Linked DNA regions of Homo sapiens: regions 2 and 3 are each linked to region 1. The links are chromatin contacts, found by Hi-C or POLR2A ChIA-PET in ENCODE. All regions are on one chromosome and are shown on one strand. The core of a region is the stretch at or near the end of the contact, and the rest is flanking DNA. Distances in the headings are between cores, read along the strand shown.

The links. Hi-C counts contacts between places; a loop is a spot of excess contacts on that map. ChIA-PET counts read pairs that join two places held with the same protein, here RNA polymerase II (POLR2A). Pooled maps may share reads with other maps.
Region 2: a loop to region 1 is called in a pooled map, with 6 times the contacts of the local background. The contact joins the promoter of PHC2-AS1 here to the enhancer-like site in region 1. A Hi-C loop is called at or near these places in 4 of 50 pooled maps. POLR2A ChIA-PET finds 5 or more read pairs at or near these places in 2 of 52 experiments (PC-9 and WTC11).
Region 3: a pooled map shows a loop between it and region 1 (1.8-fold over the local background). The contact joins the promoter of KPNA6 here to the enhancer-like site in region 1. A Hi-C loop is called at or near these places in 1 of 50 pooled maps. POLR2A ChIA-PET finds 5 or more read pairs at or near these places in 2 of 52 experiments (Panc1 and activated T-cell).

The regions. Positions count from the first base shown.
Region 1 is chr1:32,796,995-32,800,845 of GRCh38, reverse strand. YARS1 (tyrosyl-tRNA synthetase 1) reads left to right here. Exons shown (of 13, transcript NM_003680.4): 5 at 3,003-3,083. Among named protein-coding and RNA genes, the nearest start is that of YARS1, 18 kb to the left of the region's middle. RefSeq lists an enhancer at 1,429-1,558. Within about 2 kb of position 1,690, at least 7 of the 41 ENCODE cell types and tissues checked have a DNase peak (open chromatin) inside an H3K27ac peak, as active enhancers do; they include PC-9, where a contact is called at or near this core.
Region 2 is chr1:33,348,130-33,352,504 of GRCh38, reverse strand. It overlaps PHC2-AS1 (PHC2 antisense RNA 1), which reads right to left and starts at 2,153. Exons shown (of 3, transcript NR_125978.1): 1 at 2,058-2,153. The region is part of intron 9 of PHC2 (polyhomeotic homolog 2); the gene reads left to right. RefSeq lists a silencer at 2,445-2,964 and an enhancer at 2,420-3,349.
Region 3 is chr1:32,105,300-32,109,625 of GRCh38, reverse strand. KPNA6 (karyopherin subunit alpha 6) reads right to left here and starts at 1,570. Exons shown (of 14, transcript NM_012316.5): 1 at 1,492-1,570. The coding sequence starts at 1,495. RefSeq lists enhancers at 840-1,357, 1,315-1,744, 1,358-1,876.

The DNA of each region.
Region 1 (3,851 bases), core at 441-2,940:
ATCCCAGCACTTTGGGAGGCCAAAACGGGCAGATCACGAGGTCAGGAAATCGAGACCATCCTGGCTAACATGGTGAAACCCCATCTCTACTAAAAATACAAAAAATTAGCCAGGTGTGGTGACGGGCGCCTGTAGACCCAGCTACACAGGAGGCTGAGGCAGGAGAATGGCATGAACCTAGGAGGCGGAGCTCGCACCACTGCACTCCAGCCTGGGTGACAGACAGTGCAAGACTCCATCTCCAAAAAAAAAAAGAAAAGTACAAACCAAGCTGTTGATACTGTTTACCTTGTGAAGGCAGGATGAAAATATGGATAGACTTCACTTTTTCTTTGTATATCTGTATAATTTTTTTTAATTAAATTTTTTGTAGAGACAGGGTCTCACTATGTTGTCTAGGCTGGTCTTGAACTCCTGGCCTCAAGTGATCCTCCTGCCTTAGTCTCCCAAAGTGCTGAAATTGCAGGCGTAAGCCAACACGTCTAGCCCTTTATAATGCTTGATATGAGAAAATAAAATTTTCCCTTGTCACCTCAAAGAGATATTTTCCAAGGTTAAACCTGGAGCTGGGCGCAGTGGCTGGCACCTGTAATCCCAACACTTTGGGAGACCAAGACAGGCAGATCACTTGAGGTTGGGAGTTCAAGACCAGCCTGACCAACATGGTGAAACCCCATCTCTGCCAAATAATACAAAAATTAGCCAGGTGTGGTGGCATGCCCCTGTAGTCCCAGCTACTTGTGAGGCTGAGGTGGGAGAATCGCTTGAACGCAGGAGGTGGAGGTTGCAGTGAGCCGAGATCATGCCACTGCCCTCCAGCCTGGGTGACAGAGTGAGACCCTATCTTAAAAAAAGAAAACCCGGAGACATGCTAGTTCTGCACTGTTGGCTGGGCGCCATGGTTTATGCCTATAATCCCAAGTCCAAGGCAGGAGGATCGCTTGAGGCCAGGAGTTCAAGACCAGCCTAGGCAACGTAGCAAGACTCCATCTCTGTTTTATTCTGTGTGTGTGAGACTCCATCTCTAAAAAAAAAGAAAGAAAGAAAAAACTAGGTCTGTACTGTCTAATGTGGTAGCCTCTAGTCCTAGTCATATGTGGCTATTAAATAAAATGGAAATTTTTGTTCTCTAGTCACATTGGCTATATATCAAGTTCTTGGTTAGCTACTATATTGGACAGCACAGACATATAATATATTCATCACCACAGAAGATTCTGTTGGATAATGCTGTTCTAGACTGTTCCTGCTTGTTCAGCCTTCTCTTCCTCTTCCCTTCAGCCAATTATGCACTAAATCTTATCGATTCTACTTTTTTAAAATGTCTTAAATTCATTCTTGCTCTGCGTCCTCATTGTCTTTTGTCCATCGATATTTCTCACTTAGACTTTCACAATAGCCTTTGAGGCATTCACTTTGTCTCCAACCCATGAGTCTCCAGTCTCTGCCCTGCCCTGTTACTGTTGAGATCTTCCTACAGTGCTGGTCATATTTCTCCTCTCCTTAAAACCTTTCATTGGCCAAGATAACACTAGGCACCCTAGCATGACATTTCATGGTCTTTACCTACTTTTCTAACCTCATCAGTCACTACTTCCCACCTCCCTTGAAGTTCGTACTTTTGCAGACTGAATCACTCAAAATTTCCCTAAACACTTCACACCTCTGTGCCTTCTCACATTCTATTTCCTCTGCATGGTGAAAAACATCTATATGTTGTTCAAAACCAAGCTTAGCCCACAATCTGATTCTAGGAAGACTTCTCCACACCCATCTTACTAAATAGAGATAATTTCTTCTTTTATGTCAACACTGTTCCTTATATGAACATCTGGGTTAACCCTTAGCACGCTGAGTTGAAATGATCTGTTTACATGTCTCTCCCCAGCTGGATAATTGGGCTTCTTGAAGGGAGAGTCTGGGTCTGATTTATCTCACCATCCACGGAGCTGGCAGCAGGCCTGGCATGTCATAAGTGACAGTCACTGTTTTATTTATTTATTTTAATTTAATTTTATTTTTTGAGACAGGGCTTCACTCTGTCTCCCAGGCTCGGGTGCAGTGGCACGATCATGGCTCACCGCAGCCACGACCTCTCTGGGCTTAGGTGATCCTCCTACCTCAGCCTCCTGAGTAGCTGGGACTATAGATGCGCACCATCACACTTGGCTAATTTCTTTTTGTTTGTTTGTTTGTTTTTTATTTTTGGAGAGACACCCGGGCTCAAGTGATCTTTCCACCTCAGCCTCCCAAAGTGCTGGGATTACAGGCGTGAGCCATCGCACCCAGACAGTCACTGTTTTCTAGTTCAGTCTTACCTTTTTCCCGAATTCTCACAGGACTTCTTTATGCTACTTATATTTCATTTGTCACAGGCCACCTTATTCAGTAGAATACCTTTGGCATGACTATGGTTTGTTTTCTTCTTCTCTCCCTCCCTGCAGGATTCTGCATATCCTGAGGGCAGAGACTACTCTTATTTTTTTATCCCATGACATCCACATAGAGTAATGTTCACCGCAAACACTCAGCAACTGTCTTTGCAGCTTTTGAGGCCAAGAGGGAAGCTGACTGCTGTTTATTTTCTTCTTGGCTTTACCTTCTGAAAAATCTAGTAATTTCCTAAAGTTTCTGATTTCTCAGACCCATATAGAAGAAATAAAGTAGATGTTTAGGCTGGGCATGGTGGCTCTCGCCTGTAATCCCAGCACTTTGGGAGGCCAAGGTGGGTGGCCAAGGTGAGCTCAGGATTTTAAGGCCAGCCTGGGCAACATGGCAAAACGTTGTCTCTACTAAAAATACAAAAAATTAGCCGGGCGTGGTGGTGCATGTCTGTAATCCCAACTACTCGGGAGGCTGAGGCAGGAGACTCACTTGAACCTGAGAGGCAGAGGTGGCAGTGAGCCGAGATCACGCCACAGCACTCCAGCCTGGGCGACAGAGCGAGACTCTGTCTCAAAAAAATAAAGTAGATGTTTATGTTCATGTGTTTCTTTCCACAGGCTTTGGATGAAGAGTATTTAAAAGTAGATGCCCAATTTGGAGGCATTGATCAGAGAAAGATTTTCACCTTTGCAGAGAAGGTGAGTGTCTGCTTTCCTGTCTTTTTTCACTTGCACCTCAGAGGTATGCAGCTGTGTTTATTGAACTATGATGTGTCAGTCCCACTAGTCATAGTGTATGGTAAATATTCTCCTTGTTTTGCAGATGAGAACACTGAGGATAGAAGATAAGAAGTTGTCCAATATCACACAGTTAGTAACTGAGCAGGAATTATTAGTACCCAGATCTTTCAAACTCCAGAGCCCATGTGCCTGGTGACAACCAGGAAGCTGCTCCCGCACCTGTTGGATTTACTCCTTTCCTAATAGCCCAGTTTCCAAGGAGAGGCATTACCAGTTGGAACTACTGTCCTTTCACAGAGCATTTGGTTCGCATTTCCCAGCATCTTTTTCTTTTTCTTGTCTTTTTTTTGAGACAAGTTCTCACTCTGTCGCCCAGGCCAGAGTGCAGTAATGCGGTCATGGCTCATCACAGCCTCGACAGCCTGGGCTCAAGCAGTTCTCCCACCTCAGCCTCCCAAGTAGCTGGGACCACAGGTGCATGCCACAACACCCGGGTAGTTTTAAAATTACTTGTAGGGATGAGGCCTCCCTGTGTTGCCCAGGCAGGTCTCAAACCCCTGGGCTCAAGCAGTCTTCCTGCCTTGGCCTCCCAAAGTGCTGGGATTATAGGTGAGATCCACTGTGCCTGGCTTAGTTTTTTGATATAGTTAATGAATACAGAAATGCTTACTATATATATATATATATATATATATATATATATATATATATATATATATATATATT
Region 2 (4,375 bases), core at 904-3,403, 550 kb before region 1:
TATTTACTGAGCCCTCTCTGCTAGACTACACATATTTCCTCATTTAATCCTGACAATAACCCTCTGAGGTAGCAACTTTTATCATCCTCATTTTAAAGGTAAGACCACTGAGGCATAGAAAAAAACAAGTGGTGGGGCAGGAATCTTTTCTATCTGAATTCTGCTATTCATTATACTAACACCTCTGCTTAACTTTGCCACCTGTAAATTATATAGCATGTTTTATTTGCCTTTTACCAATTTGCTAATAGAAGTACCATATGGGACCCCACTGAGTACTCATGCCCTGTCTCCGCAACAGTGGTAATCAACATTTTTTGCTCAAGTGTTTGTAATCCAGAAACCCCTAAATGAACTGACATTTGCCTTTCTCCTCCATAAAGCTCTCAAAATTTTCTTTCTGAAATCTAATCATGGTGATATACAAACAAGCATCCTCCTCTTGAGGTCCTATCTCATGAGAGAAGTAAGCTTTACACAGTGGAAACAACTGTCAACCACCCAAGACTTAAATATCCATTCTGTGTATGTCTTTTTTTTTTTTTTTTTTTTTGAGATGCATTCTTACTCTGTCGCCCAGGCTGGAGTGCAGTGGTGTGATCTCAGCTCACTGCAATCTACACCTCCCGGGTTCAAGTGACTCTCCTGCCTCAGCCTCCCGAGTAGCTGGGATTACAGGTGCACACCACCATGCCCAGCTAATTTTTGTACTTTTAGTAGAGACAGGGTTTCGCCATGTTAGCCAGGCTGGTCTCAAACTCCTGACCTCAGGTGATCTGCCCGCCTCGGCCTCCCAAGTGCTGGGATTACAGGTGTGAGCCACTGCGCCCGGCCCATTCTGTGTATGTGTGAATGCCTGCTCTGTGCAAAGCACTGTGGGAAGGGAGGTAGCACACTGAGAAACACGGTCTGTACCCCACCTCAAGAGCTGAAGGTCTACTTGAAACGATGAAAAATGCACAGGAAAAAAATTACAATAGAAAGTAAAATGCGATAAATGCCATAGATGGATTTGAGGTAAGTCATTTAAAAGCTACAAAACAGGAAAAGTTACTGCCAACTAGAGATGTTCAGGATAGATTTCAGGGAGGACGAGGCATTGTTCTAGAGCAGAGGTTGACAAACTACAGCCCAATGGCCAAAACCATCACATTGCCAGTGTTCGTACAGCTCGCAAGCTAATAATGATTTCTACATTTTAAATTTTTTTTTGAAAAAATCAAAAGAATTCTATTTCATGATACATGAAAATTATCTGAAATTCCAATTCTAGTGCCCATAAATAAAGTTCTATTGGAACACAACCACACTCCTTCACGTACATATTGTCTGTGGTTGCTTTCCTGCGGCAACAGCAGAGATGAGTTGTTGCCACAGACCGTGTGACCTACAAAGTCTAAAATATTTACTCTCTGGTCCCTGGCAGAAAAAGTTTGCCAACTGCTGTTCTTGAGTCTGGACCTTGAAGGATAGGTAGGACCTGGACATGCAAAGTTGAGGAAAGAGCATTCCAGGAAGAACTGGTGGAACTTAAGAGAGGGAGGCAGGAAAGTGTGGGCATGTTAGGGAACAGGAGTTGAGGATACAATCCTGTGTTACCCTAGTTTATAAAACAAAATATAAGTGTAAGAAATGCAGAGGCAGAGGAGAAGGAAATATGAATATTAATGAAAAGGGGGGTTGAAAATTTGAAAAATAGAGGAGAAAGGGAGCTAAGTAAATATTCGGGGAATGTAAAATAAATGTAAACAAAGAAGATGGGATGAGGCCTGAGAGTGGAAAGGGGTGGGGGGAGAAGAAAGGCAGGCAACGAATATGAATACTAAGGAAGGCAAGAAAATGGGACCATGTTGGGAACAGAGGGAAGTCAAGAATGGAGAGAAGTGCCTGGCGTGTGTCCAGCACCTTCCTGCGCCTCGCGCTCCTGAGGGTGGGGACTGTGTCACGCTGCACGTCTCTGTACCCCCGCAGCCCCTCGCGCGCGTGCTGAATGAGTATGCTTCGCCACGACAGCGCAGGTTCACCCGGTGCGCTTGGGGAAGATAACCAACACTTACGGGACTCTGACCGTGTGCCAGGCACGGCGGGCCGCCTGAACCCACTTCCTCAATCAGCCTCAACCGCGAGCCCGAGGCCGCTCACGGAGGTGTGACCGGGGCACTCGGGCCATGACTTCCCTCTGATCCTCGGTTCCCAGTGGGAAGGAGAATGACTTGTAGGGTCGTTGTGAACAATAAGTCGGGGACAGCGCGAGCAGGGTTTGGCACGAACTGAGCTCTCGGTGACTGGTGGTCGTTAGTCTTCTGACTGACCCCCAGGCCCCTCAGGGAGTGAACGGTCCAAGGCGGGAGTCGCGGGCCGCCCCGCCAAGGAGCACTTGCACCGGCTATCAGGGCAGCCTCCTCGTGGCGTGGCGCCCGCCTCCCTAAGCTGAGCCCCGGGCGTCCCTAACCCGCCTTCCGGAGGGCGCGAGGCGGGGCTCGCCGCACAAAGGAAGCGCGCGGCCCGTGTCCGCCCCGCCCCTCCCGCGGCCCCGCCCCTCCCCGCCCCGCTCCCTCGCCCCGCCCCCGGCGGAGGCGGCCGCGGGAGCCGTCCCAGACTCGCCGCATTGTCTCCGCGGCGGCTGCAGCCCTCGAGCGCCCGCCGCGCGCGCGCGCGCAACCCCGGCCGCCGCCCGCGCTCCCGCCCCGGCCTCGCGCCCCCGTCCCGGCCTCGCGCCCCGGCCGCCCTTTGTTGACGCCGGCCAGGCCGGTGCGGTCGGATGCGCCGCGGCAGCCCCGGGCCCCGGCTCGGAGGCTCCCGGCGGAGAGGAGGCGGCCCGCCCGGGCCCGGGACCCCGCGCGAGTCGGCGCCCGGCCGAGGGGCTGCGTAGGCCCCGCCCGGCCAGGCCCAGCCGGGCCCTGGACAGGTCAGTGCCGGGGCGGGGGAGGGGTTCTCGCCAGTAGGGAGGCCGGGGGCCGCGCTCGCCGCACTGGAAGTCGGGCACCGCCCTCGGTGCCCCTAACGGCCCGGGCCTACGCGGCTGCCAGGCCGTGCCAGTCGCGGCTCTCGTCCGCGCGGCGCCTGGGAGGTGCCCTGCTCCCCAGCCTCGCTCGCCTGGGGACCCTGCGCGCCCGTCGCCCCTGGAAGCCGTGTCACCTCGGCGCGCCGCAGCTTCCGCGTCCCCAGGCCCCGCACACCCCACCCCAGCCCCAACCTAGGACCGGCCTCCCCGCCGCTGCGACTTCCCTGGGACGGACGGTGCGTTCGGGGACGAGACTGCTGGCATCTGCCGTACTTTATTGGTGGTGGACTCCCTATCTTGGAGGCGCCTGCGGCTTCGCTGGAGAGTTTTGTTTTTAATCTAGTTCAGTCTCACGAGGTTTTTAATTGGATGGAAAGGGACAAGCTGTTCTGTGTCTTTTCTTCCATTTTTAGAAGAGCGTTTTCTCTCCTTCCTATGCCAAATGAAGGTAGACTATATTTGTTGCTTCTTTACATTAAAATCGGGATTTGTGAGATTCTGTATTTAAACTGAAGTCCACAGACAGGGAAATAATTGGCCCAAGGTCAGGTTGCAAACCAGTGGCGACGCTACCATCTGAACTAAGCCCTGGGCCCCGTGTCGGATACCAGTCAGTGCCCTGCTACTGCCCACCCACCCGTCTTCCATAACCTGAACTGATCTCACCCACATACTTTCGGTTCTGAACAACTTTCCTTTCCTTCCTACTCCATACCTACGATATGTACCTTCATGTGCTGTGTACGGAACACACTCTTTTCATCTTTTTCTTCCCTTACAAATCAATGACAGCCTTCCCCTCGGATATCTCCCGTGTTTGATCTTTAATCCCCTCTCCATTAGCATATTGGGCCCAGAGGATCCCTTGCAAAATAAGCTACCTACCTAAATCCATCATATGTCCCTGATTTTTCTAGGACAGCCCCAATTTAAACTATTCCATCCCATTGTCCATCAGCCTGAGTATCTCCATTTTTGGTTTAAAAAATAATGTCACTTTGTACCACAGCCTACTGACCTGGCCTTTTCCAGCCATTTGGCTCTGGAGCATAACTGGGTAATCCAATTATCATTCACCTGGGATTTTTCTTCCCCGCCTGAGTCAACCCAAATGTTGGAACTGCCAGGATTTCTAGGTCAGCATGAACATTACAGGCTAATGAGGCAAGGAAATTCCTTCTTGCTCTTGTATTTCTTCCCACCTCCCCCACCCGCCCATCTTTTATTCTGGTACAGGGCAACAGACCTGTGGCAGACCCTATTGATTAGGATTTAGGTTTAGGTCACAAGGGATGTAGGGCTTCCCATCGTTTTGACTTTAGAACAGAAATAAAGTACCTGACTGTGTTGGTTATCGGGCAAGAGGCTGTC
Region 3 (4,326 bases), core at 321-2,820, 690 kb after region 1:
CAAAAACAAAAAGCAAAACAAAACAAAATAAACAAACAGAAAACCCAAACACATTTACAACTTTGCCTAGGGTTAAAAGCTTTTTTCCCCTTTTCTCCCTGCCCAACCACTAGAGGGCCAGGTCATTTAAAAAAAAAAACAAAACAAAAAAACAGGCTGGACGCAGTGGCTCACACCTGTAATCCCAGCACTTTGGGAGGCCGAGGCAGGCGAATCACTTGAGGTCAGGGGTTCGAGACCAGCCTGGCCAACATGACGAAACCCTGTCTCTACCAAAAACACACAAAAATCAGCCGGGCGTGGTGGTGGGTGCCTGTAATCCCAGCTACTCGGGAGGCTGAGGCAGGAGAATCGCTTGAACCCGGGAGGCAGGAGGTTGCAGTGAGCCGAGATCGCGTCACTGCACTCCAGCCTGGGCGACAGAGCAAGACTCTATCAACAACAACAACAAACAGCAGTTACAAACTAGGCTTGGGAGTGTTCACCCTGGCTTAGCCACTGCATGACCTTGGGTAAGTTACTTTACCTCTCTAAAGCTCAGCTTCCACATCTGTAAAATGGCAATGGTAGCATCTATTTCCTTAGGTTGTACAAATTAAGTAAAACAAGACATGTAAAGCAATCAGAACAATGCCCGTACGTAGAAAGAGCTTAGCAAATTTCACAATTTTTACTGCTTTAGAGGAATTACCACTGTTGGTTCTGTCTCTAAATCCAAAGACTTCGCCATGGTATTCTCTCTGAACAGAGGCCTTGCCAGCCGGAGTCCCCTCAGAAAGATCAACAGGTCGCTCCTTTTCTCCTTACCAGGGCCAGCCCAGAAACCTAAAGTCCTCAACCTAAAGATGGCCAAGAGGACTTGGCCTTTGGTGTTCTACCATCACAAGCGATGCCACTCTGAGCCCAACCGAACCACACTATTTCCGCCTTGATTCCGTTCTCCCGGCCTTCAGCGGCGCAAGCTGCCCTCGGCCTGGCTGCCCATGCTTACCGGCCTAGTGCTGGCTCGCCTGACGTCCCCTCACTAGAGGACTCCACCTCGCTACGTAGGTAGGACTTCCCTGAGTTCAGGGGAGCCACTGAATCTAGTCAAGACACGCGTTGGCCAAACACAACCCAGGAGAAAGCTACCTTAGCGCCGCCCAGGCCTGCCGCCGGGAGCCCGTCCCCCAGCCCCAGTCTGGGCGCAGGACAGAGAGTAGGCCCCTTTCTACCTCCCAGGAACACGTGGGCTCCTGCCCGAGGCCACCATGTGGGGGGCTCCAGGCGTGCCAAGGTGTCCCCGAAACCAGCACCAAAGGACTGCTTCCAGCACGGGCCCTAGCTCGGCCCAAAACTGGCAAGAGGGGCACTCCCGGCCTGACTTTTCCCCTCAGACCTAGCTAGAGGGGATGCAGACATCTTCCGCAGACCGGAGACAGGCTCTCGCCAAATCCCAGGCCCCGACACTCCCTGAGCCCAAGAACCCTACTGCGTGGTTTCCTCACTCACCCATCGCGGGTCCGCTCGCTCACTCTTGGCGGCGGAGGCAACGGCGGCAGCTTCAGCGGCAGCTTTCAGTAGACAATATGGCGGATCTGTAGGACGGCAGCCCGAAAGGGACAAACCAGTTAACTCCAGGACGAAACGCTTTATTGGCCCAATCGCCTATCATTACACCGAAAGTGCGCACTTAAAGAGACCGCAGCTACTAAAGGTGGGGAGTGGAAATGAAATAGGAAAGGAGTGGTTGGGAGGAGACTGGAAGGGATACCTAAGAAAGTTAAGTGTGTCTAGGAGTTCCCAGCTGTTTCTGCTACTATTTCTTTTTTATAGTGAGATTTCTTTACCCGGAACTTTTTCTCCCAGAAGCTTATCCCTCCTTTTTTTTTTTTTTTTTTTTTTTTTTTTTTTGAGACGCAGTCTCGCTCTTGTCCCCCCAGGCTGGAGTGCGATGGCGCGATCTCGGCTCACTGCACACTCTGCCTCCCGAGTTCAAGCGATTCTCCTGCCTCGGCCCCCCGAGTAGCTGGGATTACAGGCGCCTGCCACCACGCCTGGCTAATTTTTGTATTTTTACTAGAGACGGTGTTTCAACCATGTTGGCTAGGCTGGTCTTGAACTCCTTACCTCAGGTGATCCGCCCGCCCCCAAAGTGCTGGGATTACAGGCTTGAGCCACCGCTCCGGGCCAGTTTATCCCTTCTTCTAATAGTTGAAACCAATCGGCTGGGCGCTGTGGCTCACGCCTGTAATCCCAGCACTTTGGGTAGGCCGAGGCGGGCGGATCACCTGAGATCAGGAGTTCGAGACCAGCCTGCCCATGGTCTCTACTAAAAATACAAAAATTAGCTGGGTGTGGTGGCGCATGCCTGTAATCTACTTGGGAGGCTGAGGCAGGAGAATTGCTTTAACCCGGGAGGCAGAGGTTGCAGTGAGCCGAGATTGTGCCACTGCATTCCAGCCTGGGAGACAAGAGCAAAACTCCGTCTCTAAAAACAAAAACAGCAATCATAGACCTTGGGCTGAATATGAACAACGAATCATCTAGAGAGGGGAAGTGCCTTGCTCAATGAGGCTATGGAGAGAAGGAAACAAAGAAGTAAGACTAAACTCAGGTTTTCTGATTAGGCCTACGTAGGTAGCCCTAGTTGAGGTTGCAATCTTATTGGGAGATGAGAAATAGAAAAATAGGGCTGGGTGTGGTGGTTCACGCTTGTCTATAATCCTAACACTTTGGGAAGCTGAGGCCAGAGAATCACTTGAGGCCAGGAGCTCAAGACCAGACTGGGCAACACAGTGAGACCCCATCTCCACAAAAAATAAATTAAAAGAAAAAAATTAGCCAGGCATGGTAATGAGCACTTGTACTTGGGCGGCTGAGGCGAGAGGATCACTTGAGTCCGGGAGGTCAAGGCTGCAGTGCCATGACTGTGTCACTATACTCCAGGTTGGGTGATAGAGTGAGACCCTGTCTCTAAAAAAAAAAAAAAGAGAGAGAGAGAGAGAGAAAGAAATGGGCTGGACATGGTGGCTCATTCCTGTAATCCCAGCATTTTAGGAGGCTGAGGCGGCAGATTGCTTGAGCCCAAGAGTTCGAGACCAGCCTGGGCAACATAGCAAGATCCCCCGTCTCTAAAAAAAAAAAAGAAAAACAATGAGACCCATGCAGTATAGTTAACAGAGTGATTTCATAATCATTTCATTTATCCTCACAGCAAGCTCCTTGAAGGCAGGGGTGGGTTCTATATTGTTTACCACCGTATCTCCAGCACCTAGCACAGAATCTGGCACATTGTGTGTGCTCCATAAATAACTATTGAATGAATAAACAAAGGAATGAACAAAAAATTGAGTTACACAGAGCAAGGGACATGATCTCCCCTTTTAGAGATGAGGAAATTGAGGCTTTTATTGTTCATATGCCTTTTCAATCACGGGACGTATGGCTAGTACATATCAGGCCTTTCTTTTTCCATGACATGGCAGCCCTCCTGTCCCCCACCTCGACACACAGAGCCAGGCTATATCTTCAAGACACAGAGGGATCTATCTTCTGGAAGCAGAACAAGGGCCTGTCACAACAAACTGCCAACTTTAGTTGTGCGCCTGGCCCATTTTCTTGAGGCAAAGAAATCAAAAGGAAAACTCTAGGATGAAGGTCAGGAAGGGGCGCACTTTATTTCCCTTCCTACTGCCCCTGCTTAAGGTGAGACCTCATCACTTTGCCCTGTTCTGTTTTGCCTGCCTCCTCTCTGGCCTCCTGCCTCCAGACTCTCCGGCTCCCACCCACTATCTCCTGAAAAGCAGAGACCTATAATCTCAGCTACTGGGAAGGCTGAGGTGGGAGAATTGCTTGAGCCCAGGAGTTCAAGACCAGCCTGGGCAACACAGAGAAACCTGTCTCATTAAAAAAAAAAAAAAAAAAGAAAAAAAAAAAGAAAAAAAAAAGCAGAAACCTTACAGTGTAACTCTTCTGCTTAGCAACTTCCTACTGCCTGCCCTTAGGTAATGCCCAGACATTTTAATCTGGCACAGACTGGTCCTTACCTGCTTCTTGGGACACTCCCCACCAGGCAATGCAGGCTCCAACCATATTTGGAGAACCACTTTTCTTCAAATATGCGCCTGTCTTCTCATGTGCCTTTGCATATGCTGTTCCCTCTGCTTAGAATGCAGTGCCCTCCTTTCCCCACTTAACCATGAGAACTACTCACTTTTTTTTTTTTTTTTTGAGACAGAGTTTTGCTCTTGTTGTCCAGGCTGGAGTGCAATGGCATGATCTTGGCTCATTGCAAACTTCACCTCCCAGGTTCAAGCAACTCTCCTGCCTTAGCCTCCTGACTAG